2 separate regions of the Homo sapiens genome follow, and region 1 is linked to region 2. The links are chromatin contacts, found by Hi-C or POLR2A ChIA-PET in ENCODE. All regions are on one chromosome and are shown on one strand. The core of a region is the stretch at or near the end of the contact, and the rest is flanking DNA. Distances in the headings are between cores, read along the strand shown.

What was found. Hi-C counts contacts between places; a loop is a spot of excess contacts on that map. ChIA-PET counts read pairs that join two places held with the same protein, here RNA polymerase II (POLR2A). Pooled maps may share reads with other maps.
Region 1: a loop to region 2 is called in a map of PC-9, with 2.4 times the contacts of the local background. The contact joins the enhancer-like site here to the promoter of NFE4 in region 2. A Hi-C loop is called at or near these places in 2 of 168 maps with a recorded cell type or tissue (K562 and PC-9) and 1 of 50 pooled maps. POLR2A ChIA-PET finds 5 or more read pairs at or near these places in 1 of 52 experiments (K562).

The regions. Positions count from the first base shown.
Region 1 is chr7:103,036,243-103,040,078 of GRCh38, forward strand. All of the region lies in intron 3 of FBXL13 (F-box and leucine rich repeat protein 13), which reads right to left. Among named protein-coding and RNA genes, the nearest start is that of FBXL13, 37 kb to the right of the region's middle. Within about 2 kb of position 1,994, at least 4 of the 41 ENCODE cell types and tissues checked have a DNase peak (open chromatin) inside an H3K27ac peak, as active enhancers do; they include PC-9, where a contact is called at or near this core.
Region 2 is chr7:102,971,553-102,975,149 of GRCh38, forward strand. It overlaps NFE4 (nuclear factor, erythroid 4), which reads left to right and starts at 1,878. Exons shown (of 3, transcript NR_166512.1): 1 at 1,878-2,219. The region is part of intron 7 of FBXL13 (F-box and leucine rich repeat protein 13); the gene reads right to left. RefSeq lists enhancers at 1,399-2,598, 2,056-2,569 and a silencer at 2,249-2,419.

The DNA.
Region 1 (3,836 bases), core at 744-3,243, 65 kb after region 2:
AGGTTGGTGACCACTGTTCTAGAATAATAATAGCAAAACAGAATGGGGATTATAAATATGTGTTGAATGGATATGCCTAATTTAAATCCCTCCCAACTCAGATTTTTTTTTTATTTTTCAAAAGCCCTACAAGTTAATAACAATGGCAAAAAGAAGCCATGTCTTTAATACAGAGAGAACATATCTTTATATATAGCAGCACGGCATGGTATGAAGTGTTGAATTTTTCATGATGAGTCATTTTTCTTATTTCTTGATCTTCTGCAAATTACTGATTTATTTATTTATTTATTTTTGAGACAGAGTCTCAATCTGTCACCCAGACTGGAGCACGATCTTGGCTCACTGCAATCTCCACTCCCCGGTTCAAGTGATTCTTGTGCCTTAGTCTCCTCAGTAACTGGGATTACAGGTGTGCACCACCACACGTAGCTAATTTTTGTATTTTTAGTAGAAATGGGGTTTCACCATGTTGCCCAGGCTGCTCTTGAACTCCTGGCCTCAAGTGATCTGCCCACTTCGGCCTCCCAAAGTGTTGGGGTTACAGGCACAAGCCACAGTGCCTGGCCCAAAAGAGTCTTTAATACCTAAAGGGCTTTTGTGCCTGGACAGAAACGCTCACTAACATTTGTACTTTAATGCTTTTTACCAATAAACACATATTTAAATAAATACAATTTTGGAAACTCAATGTTTCTTAAACATGTTCATGTTTGTTACCAACTTCATTAAGTAAAGTCCCTGAAATAATTTAAACTACAATTACAATTTACAAAGCCATTCCTTAGAACACCTAAAATGCCATAAATAGCAGACAGAATATACATAAATATCATATCATTATTATATGTTACACTTAAACTTATCCTAAACAACATGAATCTAGTTCATATCTTCATTACTTCCACACTTTACTTAATGTTTTACTCCTTCCTGATTACAGTAATGTTTATTTTGATGCCTTATCAGATAACAGTAATGTACTCAGTTTCAAAAGAAATGAAATACCTTTGCAGAGCCAACAAGGATACAGGATCAACCAACTGATTATCAACCAACTGATTCTTATTTGGGGCACAGGCATTGTCTGCCTCTCCCAAATGATTAAAACTCCAGCCCCTAAGGGTCTTAAGATTAAGTTTCCTTTCCACAGTTAAACTTTGTTCATCAGTAAGACTTTTCAAATCCATATCTTTCATTTACATTTTAGGGTTTTTTTTACACGATGCTCCTCTGTGATAGCATTATTTTAAAATATTTTGTATTTTATTTTATTATTTTAAAAGACACAGTGGGTCACGCCTATAATCCTAGCACTTTGGGAGGCTGAGGTAGGAAGATCTCTTGAGGCCAGGAGTTTGAGACCAGCTGGGGCAACACAGTGAGACTCTGTCTGTACCAAAGGAAAAAAAAATTAGCCAGGTGTGGTAGCTCACATCTAGTAGTCCCAGCTACTCAGGAGGCAGAGGCAGGAGGATTGTTTGAGCTCAGGAATTCAAGGTTACAATGAACTATGATCATGCCACTGCACTCCAGCAAGAGTGACAGAGTGAGACCCTGTCTGTAAAAGAATATTTTTGGGCATGCTTCCAAGATGGCCGAATAGAAACAGCTCCGGTCTGCAGCTCCCAGCGAGATCCACGCAGAAGACGGATGATTTCTGCATTTCCAGCTGAGGTATCTGGTGCACCTCACTGGGACTGGTTGGACAGTGGGTGCAGCCCACAGAGGGCGAGCTGAAGCAGGGTAGGGCATCGCCTCACCCAGGAAGTGCAAGGGGTCAGGGGATTTCCCTTTCCAAGCCAAGGGAAGCCATGACAGACTGTACCTGGGAAAACGGTACATGCCTGACCAAATACTGAGCTTTTCCCACAGTCTTCGCAACCTGCAGACCAGGAGATACCCTCCCTCCCATGCCTGGCTCGGTGAGTCCCACACCCATGGAGCCTTACTCACTGCTAGCGCAGCAGTCTGAGATCGACCTGCGACACTGCAGATTGGCGGGGGGAGGGGCATCTGCCATTGCTGAGGCTTGAGTAGCTCACAGTGTAAACAAAGAGGCCAGGAAGCACAAACTGGGCGGAGCCCACCACAGCTCAGCAAGGCCTACTGCCTCTATAGATTCCACCTCTGGGGACAGGGCATAGTAGAACAAAAGGCAGCAGACAGCTTCTGCAGACTTAAACGTCCCTGTCTGACAGCTCTGAAGAGAGCAGTGATTCTCTCAGCACGGCGTTCAAGCTCTGAGAATGGACAGACTGCCTCCTCAAGCAGGTCCCTGACCCCCATGTAGCCTGACTGGGAAACATCTCCCAGTAGGGGCTGATAGACACCTCAAACAGGCGGGTGCCCCTCTGGGACGAAGCTTCCAGAGGAAGGATCAGGCAGCAATATTTGCTGTTCTGCAGCCTCCACTGGTGATACATAGGCAAACAAGGTCTGGAGTGGACCTCCAGCAAACTCCAACAGACTGGCAGCTCAGGGGTCTGACTGTTAAAGGAAAACTAACAAACAGAAAGGAATATCATGAACATCAACAAAAATGACATCCACACCAAAACCCCATCTGTAGGTCACCAACATCAAAGACCAAAGGTAGATAAAACCACAAAGATGGGGAGAAACCAGAGCAGAAAAGCTGAAAATTCCAAAAGACACAGGGCCTATTCTCTTCCAAAGGATCGCAGCTCCTCGCCAGCAAGGGGACAAAACTGGATGGAGAATGAGTTTGACAAGTTGACAGAAGTAGGCTTCAGAAGGTGGGTAATAACAAACTTCTCTGAGCTAAAGGAGCATGTTCTAACCCATCCCAAGGAAGCTAAAAATCTTGAAAAAAGATTAGATGAATGGCTAACTAGAATGAATAGTGTAGAGAAGACCTTAAATGACCTGATGGAGCTGAAAACCATGGCATGAGAACTTCATGATGCATGCATAAGCTTCAATAGCTGATTCCATCAAGTGGAAGAAAGGATATCAGTGATTGAAGATCAAATTAATGAAATAAAGCAAGAAGACAAGATTAGAGAAAAAAGAGTGAAAAGAAATGAACAAAGCCTCCAAGAAATATGGGACTAGGTGAAAAGACCAAATAAATATACATTTGATTGGTGTACTGGAAAGTGACAGGGAGAATGCAATCAAGTTAGAAAACACTCTTCAGGATATTATCCAGGAAAACTTCCCTAACCTAGCAAGGCAGGCCAACATTCAAATTCAGGAAACACAGACACCAACACAAAGATACGCCTTGAGAAGAGCAACTCCAAGACACATAATTGTCAGATTCACCAAGGTTGAAATGAGGGAAAAAATGTTAAGGGCAGCCAGAGAGAAAGATTGGGTTACCCACAAAGGGAAGCACATCAGACTAACAGGGGATCTCTCGGCGGAAACCTTATAAGCCAGAAGAGAGTGGGGGCCAATATTCAACATTCTTAAAGAAAAGAATTTTCAACCCAGAATCTCATATCCAGTCAAACTAAGTTTCATAAGTGAAGGAGAAATAAAATCCTTTACAGACAAGTAAATGCTGAGAGATTTTGTCACCACCAGGCCTGCATTACAAGAGCTCCTGGTGGAAGCACTAAATATGGAAAGGAACAACCGGTACCAGCCACTGTAAAAACATTCCAAATGGTAAAGACCATCGATGCTATGAAGAAACTGCATCAATTAACAGGCAAAATAACCAGCTAATATAATAACAGGATCAAATTCAAACATAACAATATTAACTTTAAATGTAAATGGGCTAAATGCCCCAATTAAAAGACACAAACTGGCATACTGGATAAAGAGTCAAGACCCATCAGTGTGTTGTATTCAGGAGACCC
Region 2 (3,597 bases), core at 628-3,127:
CATTGCACTCCAGCCTAGGCAATAAGAGCGAAACTCCGTCTCAAAAAAAAAAAAAAAAAGACATTTTTTGCCAGGCATGGTAGTACACCTGTAGTCCCAGCTACTTGAGAGGCTGAGGCAAGATTACCTGAGCCCAAGAATTGAAGGCCAGCCTGGGTAACATAGCAAGACTCTGTCTCTAAAAAATTTAAGGCCAGGCACAGTGGCTCATGCCCGTAATCCCAGCACTTTGGAAAGCCAAGGTGGGCGGATCACCTGAGGTCAGAAGTTCGAGACCAGCCTGGCCAACATGGCAAAACCCCATCTCTACTAAAAATACAAAAATTAGCTGGGTGTGGTGGCATGCACCTGTAATCCCAGCTACTTGGGAGGCTAAGGCAGGAAAATCGCTTGAACCAGGGAGGCAGAGGTTGCAGTGAGCCAAGATTGTGCCACTGCATTCCAGCCTGGGAGACAGAGTGAGAGTCCATCTCAAAAAAAAAAAAAAAAATTTAAAGACACTTTGAGACATAGACTGAGAGTTTGCTTCCAATGGACCCTTCACAAAGGAACTTCTAAAGAACACTGAAATCAGAAGAAAGGCATGAAATGCAAATAATAACAATGGGCAAAAAATCTAATAAGTATATGGGTAAAGCCATTAACTTTATAAAACAGTATCATGATGAAAACGTGGGGGTAGAACAATAAGATGGAACAAAAACACTAGATAATAATAACACTCTAACACCAGAGAGAGTAATCAAGAGTTAGTGTTCTAAATTTCAATTATTCTTCAAGAAGAAAGTATAAATATTAATTTACTTTAGGCCTTATTAATAAATGTACACATTAAAAATATTTGAGTAACCAGTAAAATAGTAGAAATAGAATGGTTATCTTCTACAACATGTTAAAAATATTTAAGAGTAACCAGTAAAATCATAGAAATAGAATGTATATCATCTAAAACATGAAAGTAGAAAAAAGGGGGTAGATTTAAATACTCAATAAATAGTACACTACTTGGTAATGGGTGCGCTAAAATCTGACTTCACCACTATACCATTCATCAATGTAACCAAAAACCACATCTATCCCAGAAGCTATTGAAATTACTTTAAACGTTTTTATTTTTTAAAAATTCAATAAAGTCAGGAAAGGGGAAAAATAAAACATATAAAAAGATAATAAATAATAAATAAAAAGATAATAAATAGTATAAAATGAAATTAGAAAAATGAACCCAAGTATATCAATAATCATAATAAATTTAACAAAATGTATTGGTTAGAAGACAAAAATTTTTTATTCCTAAAAATGCTTTTTGCTTTAATGTTTTTCCCCCAATATTAATGTAGCTATCTATTTTCTTTTCTTAGTTTTATTTTTAATTGACAAATAATAATTAAAATGCATTTATGGTTAAAATGTGATGTTTTGATTTATGTTTATAATGTGGAATGATTAAATCAGGTTAATAATTAAGAAATCACCACCTCACATAATTATCATTTTTGTGTGTGAAGAAAACATTTAAAATCTACACTTTCAGGCACGGAAAGACAAATTCTCCATGATTTCACTTCTATGTGAAATTTTAAAATGTTGGACTTACGGAAGTAACGAGTAAAATGATGGTTATCAGCCTTCCTTTCATTTGTGTTCATTTTGTTTTTGAAAGATTCTCCCCAACGCCCGAAAGCTTGAAGGAATGAGTAACTCCTCTCTTCTCAGGCCCAGTCCCAAGGCACAAGGCCACTTGTACCAGCAGCGTGAGTCAGCAAGATAGCAGAAGCAGGAAGAGAGCCGGCCAGAAGACACCTACCCTGGCCGGAAGACACGTACCCCTGAAGATCGAGAAACAGGCCATCTGGGTACCACATAGCAGTTACATCAGACTGGGACAATTCCTGTTTACGGAAGACTATAAAACCCTGCCCCCTACTCATTTGGTGCTGACGCCATTTTAGGCCTTAGCCTGCCTGCACCCAGGCGCTCATTAAAACAGCAGGTTGCTCCACACTGCCTCGTGTTGTCTGTTGGCACACTCTCAAGAGTTTGAACGGATACAAGAATCTTTCATCTGGTGCCGAAACCCGGGAGGGGCTCCGGTCTTCGTCCCCCGTGGACCTACCCCTCCGCCCCAGAAAGCAGGCCACAGCAGCCGGACAAAGGAAGCTCCTCAGCCTCCAGTTGCTTCTCTGTGCATGCACATCAGTCACTGATCTCACCTACTGGTAAGTTTCCCGGGAGCCCGGTTAACAAGGAAAAATCCATACAGCCTCTCTTGGTTTCTCCAGTCTGAAAATCCAACATTGGTCCAAGAAGGCTCCGACGTGTGCCAGGTACTTGCTGATCATCTGGTCTTAGGGGGACGCCTCTAAGCCATTTGATCCCGTTCCGGGAACGAAAAAGGCAGCGGTGACGATCGCTCCTTTCATCGTCTCCCTCCACCATCCAGGATGGTCTCCTTTTTCCCTGTTTTCCCGAGCCTACCCTCAGTTATGGGAAACTCCCCATCCTCAATTCCAAAAAACAGCCCTCTAGGCTGCCTCATAAAAAACCTGTAAACCTGGCCAGGTGCGGTGGCTCATGCCTGTAATCCTAGCACTTTGCGAGGGTGAGGTGGGCGGATCACCAGGTCAGGAGGTCAAGACTATCCTGGCTAACACGGTGAAACCCTGGCTCTACTAAAAATACAAAAAATTAGCCGGGCATGGTGGCAGGCACCTGTAGTCCCAGCTACTCAGGAGGCTGAAGCAGGAGAATGGTGTGAACCCGGGAGGCAGAGCTTGCAGTGAGCCAAGATCACACCACTGCACTCCAGCCTGGGCGACAGAGTGAGAGTCCGTAAAACAAACAAACAAACAAAAACCTGCAAACCTTAGGCCTCAGGCAAGATATCCATCCTCCTTGTCTTTTTTTGCAATTCAGACTGGCCACAATACGAATTGAATAATGGGTCCTAATGGCCCGCAAATAGAACATTCGACTTTACAATTTTAACTGATTTAAGCAATTATTGCTGACGACTGGAGAAATGGGGAAAAACTCCTTATGTCCAGCCCTGTTTGCACTCAGATCACAACCCGACCTCTGTAATTCTTGCTCACCTGTTCAAATCCTCCTCTATTCTCGCCACCCAGATCACCTTTCTCCTCCCAACTCGACATATTTTCCTCGTTAGATCCAGCAGACTGCTGTCCATTCCTCTCAGCCCCTGCCTCTCCCTCTCAGCCGTCTTCTTTAACCCCCTAAGCCTCCTCTTTATCTTCTCAGCTGCGATCTTCTCAGCCTTCATCTTCCCAGTCGCCATCTTCCCAGCCCCCATCTTCCCAAGCAGCAGTATCCACTTCTTTTCCTACACTGTCCTCTCCTCAGGACAATTCTAGCATTGTCTGTACTCATTACTCATTCTCCTTCCTCACTGCCCTCTCCTGAAGCCTGTAAACCCATCCCACCACCTTACGCCCCTATCTATCCTCCACTGCCTATCAACTTAACCCTCCTTCCCCCTTCAAACCCTCAGCAGGAACCACTTTCAGGTTCTTCCTTCTCTCCCACCCATACTCGCTCAGGCACCATCTTTGGCCCATGCCCCACCCTTAGTTCAGC